Regions from separate parts of the Homo sapiens genome. Here region 2 is linked to region 1. A link is an interaction called in ENCODE POLR2A ChIA-PET data of the cell type or tissue named here. Cell type or tissue: PC-9. All regions are shown on one strand. Links, peaks and the distances in the headings refer to the core of each region. The heading gives the core; the rest is flanking DNA.

Evidence for each region. Peaks named below come from ENCODE experiments on the same cell type or tissue, not always from the same donor. Only the 100,000 strongest peaks of a DNase experiment are listed, where the experiment ranks them.
Region 2: POLR2A ChIA-PET joins it to region 1 with 7 read pairs; 2 of 35 experiments call an interaction of 5 or more read pairs at or near these places.

Annotation. Positions count from the first base shown.
Region 1 is chr17:4,325,991-4,334,071 of GRCh38, forward strand. All of the region lies in intron 1 of UBE2G1 (ubiquitin conjugating enzyme E2 G1), which reads right to left. Among named protein-coding and RNA genes, the nearest start is that of UBE2G1, 37 kb to the right of the region's middle. RefSeq lists an enhancer at 7,166-8,079. In PC-9, for the core only: no CTCF peak of the experiment used is centred there; DNase peaks (open chromatin) are centred at 1,891 and 4,051; H3K4me3 peaks cover 529 bases; H3K27ac peaks cover 4,553 bases.
Region 2 is chr17:5,307,898-5,312,897 of GRCh38, forward strand. RABEP1 (rabaptin, RAB GTPase binding effector protein 1) reads left to right here. Exons shown (of 18, transcript NM_004703.6): 2 at 797-925. Among named protein-coding and RNA genes, the nearest start is that of RABEP1, 28 kb to the left of the region's middle. In PC-9, for the core only: no CTCF peak of the experiment used is centred there; no DNase peak of the experiment used is centred there.

The DNA.
Region 1 (8,081 bases), core at 1,319-6,318:
TAAGAGCTAAAACTTTAAAACTCTCAGGCGAAAAAATAAGAGAAAATCTTCAAGACATTGGATTTAGCAACAAACTCTTGGACATGACACCAAGAGCAATAGAGACAAAAGAAAAAATAAATGATCTGGATCAAAATTTAAAACTTTAGTTCATCAAAAGCAACCCCCAAAAAAATGGGAAAAATATTGTAAATCACCTATCTGATAAAGGATTAATATCCAGAATACAAAAAGAACTCATACAACTCAATAACAACAAGAAAACCAATGCAAAAATGGGCAAATGACTTGAATAGGCATTTCTCCAAAGATAAAAAGATGTCTGGTCAACAAGCACAATGCAAAGATGCTCAATATCACTAATAATAGAAGAAATTCAAAACCACAATGAGATACCACTTCACACCAATTAGAATTGCTATTAAACACACACACAGAAAATGACAAGTGTTGACAAGAATGTAGAGAAATTAGAACCCCATGCATTGCTAATGGGAATGTAAGAGGATGCAACCATTGTGAAAGGCGGCATGGCATGTCCTCAAAATATTAAACTTAGAATTACCATATGATCCAGCAATTTCACTTCTGGTTATATATGCAAAAGAATTAAAGCAGGGGGTCAAACAGATGTTTGTACACCAATGTTCAAAGCAGCATTATTCACAACAGTCAAAACGTGGAAACAACCCAATTGTCAACCAACAGATGAATGGATAAACAAAATGTGCAGTATATACATACAACAGGATGTTACTCAGCTTTAAAAAGGAATGAAATTATGATACATTCTACAACATGAATGAACTTGAAAATATTATGCCAAGTGCAATAAGCCAGATACAAAAGGATAAATATTGTATGAGTCCACTTACATGAAAATACCTTGCAGCCAGGTGCAGTGGCTCACACCTGTAATCCCAGCACTTGGGAGGCCAAGGTGGGCAGATCACCTGAGGTCAGGAGTTTGAAACCAGCCAGGCCAACATGGCAAAACCACGTCTCTACTAAAATACAAAAATTGGCCAGGCACGGTGGCTCACGCCTGTAATCCCAGTACTTTGGGAGGCCGAGGCAGGTGGATCACCTGAGTTCAGAAGTTCGAGGCCAGCCTGACCAACATGGCAAAACCCCGTCTCTACCAAAAATACAAAATTAGCCAGGCATGGTGGCTCATGCCTGTTAATCCCAGCTACTCGGGAGGCTGAGGCAGGAAGAATCGCTTCAACCTGGGAGGCAGAGGTTGCAGTGAGCCGAGATCGCGCCACTGCACTCCAGCCTGGGTGACAGAGCAAGACTCTGTCTCAAAAAAAATACAAAAATACAAAAATAGCCGTAGTGGCGTAGTGGCGGGCACCCCTAATCCAGCTACTTGGGAGGCCGAGGCAGGAGATTCGCTTGGAACCGGGAAGCAGAGGTTGTACTGAGCCAAGATCACACCACTGCACCCCAGCCTGGGCAACAGAGCGAGACTGTCACAAATAAAAGAAACAGAAAAAGAAAAGAAAATACCTTGAGAAGTCAAACTCAGAGAGAGAAAATAGAATGGGGGTTGCCAGGGGCTCAGGATAAAGAGGGATGAGGAGTTACCGGTTTGTGTGTTTGTTTATTAAGACTTAGTTAAGTACAGTAGTGAGAAGGGGGAAGAGTAGAATGGAGTAGTTAAAAAGTCCAATATACATATCAGAAGTGTGGGACACATCAAATGGAAGCCAAGCATATTCCTACCTCCTTGTGTGGCAGGTCCTAAAATACAGACGGACTGTGTCATTACTCTGAATCACCCTCAAGCCTTCGACGTGGCCCACACCCAAAGACAGCACCATTAATAACCTATCACGTACTTAGGATTCCTCCCAATACAGTACTCAGCAGCCACACCCGCCAAATAAATCCATGATGAGACATCTGCCATCCTTGCCTTAACATAAGTGACCTCTGAGAACAAATCTGCCCTTCTCTTCCTTCTGCAGGAACCCTTTCTCCTTTCCTTTGTGTAGAGCTTCTCCTGTGAAAGGCCCATTTTGGCCCATGTGCAGTGCAAGTAGACCGATACTCTCAGTCTCACTGTTAAAGAAAGAGAGCAGAAATAACTCCGAATGGATCACCAAAATTTCTTAGTTTTGGAAAGAATATCAAATTCCACCAAGTTGCAAGTCATCATTTCAGAGAATGGAAACTCAAAGCCTTGACTAGAATGATGGTTAATCTGGTTCTCCCAGCTGAGAACCCATATATTAAGCTAAACTAGTCTGGCTTTATTTAAAAACTAAGTAAACAAAATGAGAAATGCTTTTCACAAGTTAATTTTTAAAGTAAATGTACAAGGTGTATATTGTTTTATGTTGTCCAAAATATCAACATACTGGTTTTGCAAAAGCCCTTTACTACCGTATGCATACAAAAAAAGTTCTTCCCTTGGGTGATTTAATAGACCTAGTAAATGTCAGATAACTTAAATATTTTCGCCAGCAAGAGATACAGTAAAGTCTATGATTTTGATCTGAATTCAGTGCCCTGTACCCTGACTACTGCAGAGGAGAAGGCGATAAAATAAGAGGATGCTGTCATGCTTGCTCCTTAGCTTCTTTTGCATTCCTCTACATCTTATTCCATTTACAAGTTTATCTGTGTGAGGTACCAAGAACCCATAAAACAACCCTGAAGTTATTTATACATTTATTCAAACTTATAAAAGAAACCTAAGCACGTAGAAAATTGGAATGTAGCTAAGTTTTTTTCAAAAACAAATTAGGAAATTATTGACTGCCACTTGATGGGCTTCTGTGCTGCACTAACAACATGACAATGGTGGGCGGGGCGCGGTGGCTCACGCCTGTAATCCCCGCACTTTGGGAGGCCGGGGCGGGCAGATCACGAGGTCAGGAGATCAAGACCATCCTGGCTAACATGGTGAAACTCCGTCTCTACTAAAAATACAAAGAATTAGCCAAGGATACAAAAAATTAGCCAGGCGTGGTGGCGGACGCCTGTAGTCCCAGCTACTCAGGAGGCTGAGGCAGGAGAATGGCGTGAACCCGGGAGGTGGAGCTTCAGTGAGCAGAGATCGCGCCATGCACTCCAGCCTGGGTGACAGAGAGAGACTCCGTCTCAAAAAGAAAAAAAAAAAAAAAAAAAAAAGACACTTCTGTAATCCTAGCACTTTGGAAGGCCGAGGCAGGCGGATTGCCTGAGCTCAGGAGTTCAAGACCAGCCTGGGCAACATGGTGAAACCCCGTCTCTACAAAAATACAAAAAATGAGTCAGGCGTGGTGGAGTGTGCCTGTAGTCTCAGCTACTCCAGAGGCTGAGGCAGGAGAACTGCTTGAACCTGGGAGGCGGAGGTTGCAGTGAGCAGAGATCGCACCATTGCACTCCAGCCTGGGTGACAGAGCGAGATTCTGTCTCAAAAAAAAAATTAGCCGGGCATGGTGGCATGTGTCTGTGGTCTCAACTACTGGGGAGGCTGAGGCAGGAGGATCGCTTGATCCCAGGAGGTAGAGGTTGCAGTGAGCTGAGATGGCACCACTGCACTCCAGCCTGGGTGAATGAGACTCTGTCTCAAAAAAAAAAAAGAGACTGAGACTCTTCTTTCCACTATTAAACAACTTCTTAGAAGACACTATTTCCATAATTTAAGGACTTTAATATATTTAAAATGTAAGACATTTTTGTGGTTGGTTAAGGATTTCAACCATGACTGAAATCAGGGTTGTCTTCAAAATAATACTGATGTATTTTTTGTAACCAATTCATAAACCATCTCTCTCTTTCCAGTATAACTTTTTCTTACTATCCTGACTAGTCCATTGCCATTAGGCTTTTTTAAAGGTATGCTTTTTTTTTTTAGATTTATAGTAACGTCAGTAAGGTTCTCTTAGACTAAAACTAAATAAGGACTAAACTATCACCAGTAGCAGTTCCTAATCGAATTAAGCCAAACAGTGAGAAATTCCCTGATGACAATTCATGACTCACCAGGAGAAAGCTTAAGTATCGTGCTCTTTGAGTGGAAAGACTAGCTTAGCTAGACTACCCAGAGCCATGAGTTATTGCATCTACAAAGTTTTACACGTATGACGTAAAAGACTAGTTTAGCTAGACCACCCAGAGCCATGAGTCATGCATCTACGAAGTTTTACATGTATGAAGTACATTCATGGAAGTGTCTAACAATTTAACACCATCTATAGTATGGGGCAACAGGAGACATGGGGACAGCAACAATCGAAAATCTAAATGATCCACAGATTTTTAACACAAGCCAAAGCCTAATTGTTTCTAAATCAACTGCCGCCAAGTTTCTCCCAGGCACTTTTCCATACGCCACTCCAAATTCAAAGCTATCTTCACATTTTGCATACTCTTATTTGATTTTAGGAATGGGAAACATTACTCTAAGTGTCAAAAAATAAATAAATGGGAAAGCCTACTTAGCTGGATGATTTTAAAAAAATAAAATTTCAGCCAGTCGCGGTGGCTCATGCCTGTAATCCCAGCACTTTGGGAGGCCAAGGTGGGCGGATCACCTGAGGTCAGGAGTTCGAGGCTAACCTGACCAACATGGAGAAACCCTGTCTCTAGTAAAAATACAAAATTAGCCAGGCATGGTGGCACATGCCTGTAATCCCAGCTGCTTGGGAGGCTGAGGCAGGAGAATTGCTTGAACCCAGGAGGCGGAGGTTGCGGTGAGCCAAGATCGCACCATTGCGCTCCAGCCTGGACAACAAGAGTGAAACTCCATCTCAAATAAATAAAATATATTTTATTTATTTATTTATTAATTAGAGACGGGGTTTCACCATGTTGGCCAGGCTGGTTTCAAACTCCTGACCTCAACAGATCTACCCACCTTGGCCTCCCAAAGTGCTGGGATTACAGGCATGATGAGCCACTGTGCCCTGGCCAGAAAAATAAAATTTCTAAATGCCAAAATAGCCATAAAAAATTAAAAGGCAAATAATTACTCTTATAAACCTTTAAAACCACACACACACACACACACACACACACACACATTCCAAACTGTCAAGGTGTTCACCTTTCTTGGGAATTTTTAAAATAATTTTCTTTTTACCTAGCAGAATCAAACATTTTTTAAAGTTCCTGGTGGTATGAAGAACACAATAAAAAGTGGCACTTTGATACAGTTAATAGTGGAAATACAAATTAGCAAAGCCTTTCTAGAAGGCAATCAGTAATATTTATGAAGAACCTCAAAAATATTTATTTTCCTTAACTAAGAAATGACCAGAAATTTATCCGAAGAGAAATAATCAAGGATTATGTATAAATGTTTTCATAAGGAAAATCCACAGAAGCACTAATTATAATTTAAGTGGTTTACAACTATAATTTGAAAACCCAGAAGTCAAGATGTGGGGAATATGATAGTAGCAGCATATGAAGGAATGCTATGCATCTATTTAAAATACTTTACAAGAATATTTCAGGACATGGGGAAATATTTACAATTTTTAAAAGATAAGATATTCTGAATATATCTAACTCTTAAAACACATACACTACACACTTTTGACAACAAAAAGCTTTGGCCTAATCGTGTCTTCTAGTTCAAGGTGTCAGTGCGGGCACATGTGCTTATCTCCTCTTCCCTCCTAAGAAGTTAAATAAATTTTTCTAAAGAAATTAAAAAATAACTTTTTAATTTAAAGTATATTAAAAAGACCAGGTGGATTGCCCATGGCTCTGAAAGATGAAAACGGATGGAAGAACGTGAACTGAGTAAGCAGAGTGGAGGGAGCAGAGAGCAGAATACTCACAGAGGAGCTGCAGCGAAGGAGGAAGGCTAATCTTCTGGGCAGAACCCCAGAGAGGCGCCAGTTCAGTGACCGTCGTACGAGGGAGATCAGTAGTGAGAAGTGGGACTGAAAACATCTGTCATAGCAAGAAGTCAACAGAGAATGTCTAAAGTTGATAAACCAAAACATAAACACTATAAATATATTATTTAGAAGCATGGAGTTAAGCCCCCAGGAGATCTGAACCTAAAAGGTTTTAAAAAGCAGTTGCCTCTGGGGAATTCTTCATTATCCTTCACTGAATGCATTGTTCACTATTAGGCCTCTTGAATCACTGGTATTTGATTATTTGGGTTTTTTAAAGCTAAGTATATATACATATACATAATGTTGATTTTTAAGTTTTTATTCTTTTTTTATTTTACATTGTGTTCACTTTGCTTTCATACACAAACCTCAATTTTACTTCTTGTCCACTAAGTCAGAGGCTATATTCTATTTGGCAGTGTTTTTCAACCGTAAGTCACACAGTCATGAAATAGATCTAGTGGAACATAACCAGCACTCATTTTTCCTAACAGAAACAAAAAATAAAATAGGGTTATTGTTGGTGAAGCTTTCATTTCAGCCACAAATGTTTAATAAAAATGCATGTGCTGGGGTACTATGGAAAATACCTTCCCTATTGTATCTACTCTCAACCCAGCAGGCAGAAGTAATCCTGGAAAAATGTGAGTCACATCATGTCACTATACCAACAGCTTCCCATTCTCACTCAGAGCAATGGCCTGTGTGATGGCCTATAGGGTCCTTCAGAATTAACCAGCATCTCTCTCCAACCTTCAGCTAACCGCTCTGCCACCGCAGGGGCTTTAACCAGCATCTCTCTCCAACCTTCAGCTAAGTGCTGTGCCACCTCCCTCCAGCGTTCAGGGGCTTTAACCAGCATCTCTCTCCAACCTTCAGCTAACCGCTCTGCCACCTCCCTCCAGCGTTCAGGTCAGCCCCATTTCAGGGCCCTTGTGCTTGCCTCACCTAACCTCTGCATGATTCACTCATTCACCTGAGTTCCTCGGTCCACTGTCACCCTATTTTTAATGAAACCCCACCCCCTTACACACTCCTTATTTTATCCTCTTTCCCTGTTCTAGTTTCCACACAGCACTCTACACTTTCTATTAATTCTTCTCTCCCCTACCCTAACTACAAAGCAAGCTCTATAAGAACAAGGGTTTTTGTTTATTTACTGATATAGCCCCAGGACCTGTGACAGTCTCTGGCAGTAAATATTTGCCCAAGAAATGAATTACTTAAAAATATGTATCACTTTAGGAAAAAGCCATGTTATTGGCAATGAAACACAACAATTCTTAAGTTTGGAACACAAGAAATTTGGGTAGGAATTTTGATGGTTGAGGATAAGCTACAATTCAGACGCCAGACCGTAAATTCCACCTATCGCAATATTGAGTAAGTTGCTGGCATACTCTAAATGTGCAAGTCTACTGAAATGACCTTCGTTCACATCAAAAGTAATGTAAAGAATGTGTGTATCTCAGCCATCATTTTAAAAGAAGAGAAGAAAAAAACTTACGGGCGAAGCTGTTCCCTAAACAGCTAAAATATGTAAAATGTAAAAGACGGGCCGGGCACGGTGGCTCTGTCTGTGATCCCAGCACTTGGGAGGTCGAGGCAGGCAGATCACCTGAGGTCAGAAATTCGACACCAGCCTGGCCAACATGGAGAAACCCCATCTCTACTAAAAATACAAAAATTAGCTGGGCGCTGGCCAGGTGTGGTGGCTCACACCTGTAATCCCAGCACTTTGGGAGGCTGAGGCGGGTGGATCACAGGGTCAGGAGATCGAGACCATCCTGTCTAACACAGTGAAACCCCGTCTCTACTAAAAATACAAAAAATTAGATGGGTGTGGTGGCACGCACCTGTAGTCCCAGCTACTGGGGAGGCTGAGGCAGGGGAATCTCGAACCCAGGAGGCAGAGGTTGCAGTGAGCCGAGATTGCACCACTGCACTCCAGCCTGGGTGACACAGTGAGACTCCGTCTCAAAAAAAAAAAGTAAAAGACTTACACCTTTTGCCTAATTCGCAGTCAAAGTCTCACTCTTAGTAACCACAAGTTGTACACGTTCACAGTTTTCACTATTCCCTTCAACCCTGAATGAAGACCAGGGGGCTTATCACTGATCACCTTCATTTCCTCAGAAGAAAACAAAGACTGGCATTCAGGAGAAAATCACATAGCAGGTCTTGAATTGTGGCACGTGAATGGCAGAACATGTCAGTTATAATTTCCATGGT
Region 2 (5,000 bases), core at 1-5,000, 980 kb after region 1:
TCTCAGTATAATGGTAATGGATCATTTTGAAGTTGGAAGAATAGTTCAGTCTGGTATGGCTACACTAGTTAGGGAACCTATTAGATTTTGCTTGTGACACTTGAGAGAAATGGGAAATAGCAAGATTGGCAGTAGGTTCATTTGTGGGATAAGTAGTTCAAATAATCCAATATTTAACAGTTCTAAAATTAAATTGCTATTCAGTTGCACAAAGGCACTTTAGAAGCTCTTTTTTTTGTGGGGAAGTTGGCCTTATGTGATTCTCTGTATATTTGTGGTTTCACTTTACATGACTCATTTACAGTTGTGTATTAAGTCTAATACAAGGATCTTTTTTTTTTTTTTTGAGACAGAGTCTCACTCTGTCACCCAGGCTAGAGTGCAGTGGTGCGATCTCGGCCCACTGCAACCTCCGCCTCCCGGGTTCAAGCGATTCTCCTGCCTCAGCCTCCTGAGTAGCTGGGATTACAGGCACCTGCCACTACACCTGGCTAATTTTTGTATTTTTAATAGAGATGGGATTTCTCCATGTCGGCCAGGCTGGTCTCGAACTCCTGACCTCGGGTGATCCGCCCGCCTCGGCCTCCCAAAGTGCTGGGATTACAGGCGTGAGCCACCATGCCTGGTCTGTCTTACTTTTTTTAAACATTAGAATATCCTAGCATATGGTGGATTTTTGGAAGAAGCTTGACTACTTGTTTCACGTATAGCAATGTACAGCTAGAATACTAATTTACTGTTTTATAAATTTATGAATAAAAGTTATTACTTGTTAACTAGTGTTTTTTTCCCCCAGTTTCTCTTCAGCAACGGGTAGCAGAATTGGAAAAAATTAATGCAGAATTTTTACGTGCACAACAGCAGCTTGAACAAGAATTTAATCAAAAGAGAGCAAAATTTAAGGAGTTATATTTGGCTAAAGAGGGTAAGTTCATAAGTCTCGCACCAACTTCAATGCGAAAACTGCCTTAAAGTGTTGAGTTTCTTGGTAGTAGTGTTAATTTTATCATTGAATAAACCTTGATTTTATTTGTACTTGCATAATAAAAGAATACTGTTTAAAGGCTAGGTTAAGAATGGGATTGAAAAACAAGTTGAAAAATGCCTTCTTCAGATTTTGCCTTGTTTTTTGATCTTACTGTTCATATTTAGGTTGCATAGCCTTGAGATAAGAGAATGTTATTGCTCTTAACATTTGGGATACAGTTGTGGGCAAACTAGGATTGTTGGCATTCTAATAACAGCTTTAGCTATGTTATCTTTAATTCCATGAAACATCAGTTTTACCCAACAAATATTCAGTTATTTATCAATAAATATTTATTTAATATCTACTATGAGGCAGACATTATACTTGTGTTGGGTATACAGAAAGAGGAAAATTCATGTGGTTCTTTAACTTGGTTGAACTCAATGAGCAAAACAGATGTTAAGTAATTGTGTGATGAGTCGTTAAAACAGGAAATTGCAGGCTGGGCGCGGTGGCTCACACCTGTAATCCCAGCACTTTGGGAGGCCAACGGGCGGGGGCGGATCACCTGAGGTCGGGAGTTCAAGTCCAGCCTGGCCAACATGGAGAAACCCTGTCTGTACTAAAAATACAAAATTAGCTGGGCATGGTGGCGCATGCCTGTAATCCCAGCTGCTCGGGAGGCTGAGGCAGAAGAATTGCTTGAACCCAGGAGGCAGACGTTGAGGTGAGCTGAGATTGCGCCATTGCACTCCAGCGTGGGCGACAAGAGTGAAACTCCCATCTCAAAAAAAAAAAAAAAAGAAAAAGAAACTGTATAAGGAAAATACATGAGAGAACATGTTGGGGGACCTGATTTGAAGGATCAGGGAAGGGGCTTACCTTCTGAGTATCGACCTAGAATAATGTGAATGTAGTTTCCACAGCTCTCTAGACCAGTGATTCTCAAAGTGTGATTGTGGAACAGCATCATTATCGTCATCATCACCTGGGAAAGTTGTTAGAAATGCAAATGTTTGGGTCCCACCCAGATTTACTGAGTTAGAAACTGTGGGATTTGGGTCCAGCTGCACACTAAATTTTGAAAACTGCTCTAGTCTATAATAGAATAGTGGCTCTCAAATTCAAATGTGGATAAAAATCACCTGGAGAGCTTGTTAAACCACAGTATGTTTGGGTGGAGCCCAGAAATTTGCATTTCTAATAAGCTCATAGATGATTCCAGTTACTGCTAGTTCAAGTACTACAGTTTGAAAAATCCTGTTCTGGACTAGTGATCATGCACCTTTTTTAACTTATGAACTCTGTAAAATATATACTTACATACAACCTTCATACATGTTAAAGTTGATGTTTAAAATTTTTTGCTTGAAAAGATGTGAAGGATAAAATTTTATATTGTTGATATTTACAATTTAAATGAAAGCTTCGTCCTTTTTTTTTTTTTTTTTTGAGATGGGAGTCTCCCCCGACATCTTCCCCTGTCACGCAGGCTGGAGTTCAGTGGCACTATCTCAGCTCACTACAACCTCCGCCTCCCATATTCAAGTGATTCTCCTGCCCTGCCCCAGCCTCCCGAGTAGCTGGGATTACAGGTGTGTGCCACCATGCCCGGCTAATTTTTGTATTTTTAGTAGAGACGGGGTTTCACCATGTTGGTCAGGCTGGTCTCAAACTCCTGACCTTGTGATCCGCCCGCTTCGGCCTCCCAAAGTGCTGGGTGAGCCACCACGCCTGGCCAACTTCCTGCTTTTAAACATATCCAGTGGAATGAAAATATCAGTGATTTATCCATTGTTATCTGTTTAACAAACACATGAATAGCTTTATAGCCGAAATTTTACAGTGGTTTTCCTCCTTGCGTTGGGTTTTCTTCTTTACATCTCCTTTAGAATTTTTTTCTTAAAAATGGTTTTGAAACTTGAGTGTGCATTTGTTTCATTCATTTTTTTTTTTTTTTGAGACCGAGTCTCGCTGTGTTGTCCAGGCTGAAGTGCAGTGGTGTGATCTTGGCTCACTGCAACCTCCGCCTCCTGGGTTCAAGCGACTCTTGTGCCTTAGCCTCCCTAGTAGCTGGGGCTACAGGTGTGTGCCACCACGCCCTGCTAATTTTTGTATTTCTAGTAGAGACGGGGTCTCACCATGTTGGCCAGGCTGGTCTCGAACTCCTGACCTCAGATGATCCGCCTGCCTCGGCCTCCCAGAGTGCTGGGATTACAGGCGTGAGCCACCACAATGGGCTTGCGTGTGCATTTGAATTACCTAATAGGGTTCGTTAAAACAAGGATTACTGGCTTCCCCCCTCAGAGACGCTGACTCACTAGGGCACTGGGATCCAGAGTTTGTGTTTTTAGCAAGTTACCAGTTGGCGGAGATGTTACTGTTCAGAGACCATACTTTAAAAACTACTGGCCTAAAGTAACATCTTGTGCTTGGAACTCTTAAAATATGCATATAAATGTTTTCTTTACGGAGATATTATTAAAATTTATTATAAATACACAGTTGATCACATTATGGATATTTTACATATTACTATGAAAATAAGGCCAGGCACGGTGGCTGACACCTGTAATCCCAGCATTTTGGGAGGCCGAGGCAGGCGGATCACAAGGTCATGAGTTCGAGACCAGCTGGGCCAACATGGTGAAACTCTGTCTCTACAAAAAAAATACAAAAATTAGAAGGCATGTTGGCATGGGTCTGTAATCCCAGCTACTCAGAAGGCTGAGGCAGGAGAATCGCTTGAACCTGGGAGGCGGAGGTTGCAGCAAGCTGAGATTGTGCCACTGCACTCCATCCAGCCTGGGTGACAGAGCGACTTCATCTCAAAAAAAAAAAAAAAAAAAAAAACAGACTAAAAAATAGGAAAATATAAAAATCATTGGAAATGCAGCTCTTTTGAGATATATTGGTTCTCATTAAATCGTTAATCTCTGGATGCATATTATTTACTGCTAGAAAAAGATAGCTTGTCAGCATCAATTCTATTGTAGTTTTATTTTTTTAAACATATAAATGCCAAGAACCCTTGGTCTCATGAGTGAGTAAATAGAAACAGAGTTTTATTACAGCAATTATTATTCAATTCTCTTAGCTGTTTCTAAATTATATGTTAAATTACATAGTTCTTTAGCATCAAAATGTTTTTATCCTATCAGCTAACAACTGAATTAGGTCTGTCTTCAATTTTGTTGAAAGAGGACTTGCGTCCACCTGACTTGCCAAAAGATTTGTTACACTGTTATTAGTCATTCACTTTTTAATTATTGACACTAATTTTAGTTATCCCTCTGTGAGGCAGAGTCTCACTTTTTCGCTCAGGCTGGAGTGCAGTGGCACAACAATCTTGGCTCACTGCAACCTCTGCCCCACGGTTCAAGTGATTCTCCTGCCTTAGCCTCCCGAGTAGCAGGGATTACAGGTGTGTGCCACCACACCTGGCTAATTTTTTTGTATTTTTAGTAGAGACAGGGTTTCACCCTGTTGGCCAGGCTGATCTTGAACTCCTAACCTCAAATGATCTGCCCGCCTCAGCCTCCCAAACTGCTGGGATTACAGGCATGAGCCACCGTGCCTGGCCTCATAGAGGAGTTTTTAATACAACAGGACAATGAACCATAGTAAAATACTATATGATGGAAGGTTCTTAGGCCTTGTAGAATTTAGCCCTGGCTTGGAAAGGATTACTGACTGTGGTATGGAATGGAGTTCCATTTTTTCATGGCTTTCAGGAGGGCTGTTTTTTATTTTCTTTTATAGGCTGGTAAGTAGGTGGGAAAGCTGATGTTCATGTCTAGTCATGGTGGCACTCTGCAAGACACTGTGGAGGTTGGGATGAATGAGATATATGGTTTCTATTCCCAAGAAAGAATAGTCTACTGTGGTAGATAATACATTTTGCACAGTATCATCATTTCAAGATGTATTGTGTGTCACAAGAAATAGTCCTGTCTGGACTAGGCACGGTCGCACATGCCTGTAATCCTAGCAGTTTGAGAGGCTGAGGCGGGTGGATCACCTGAGGTCA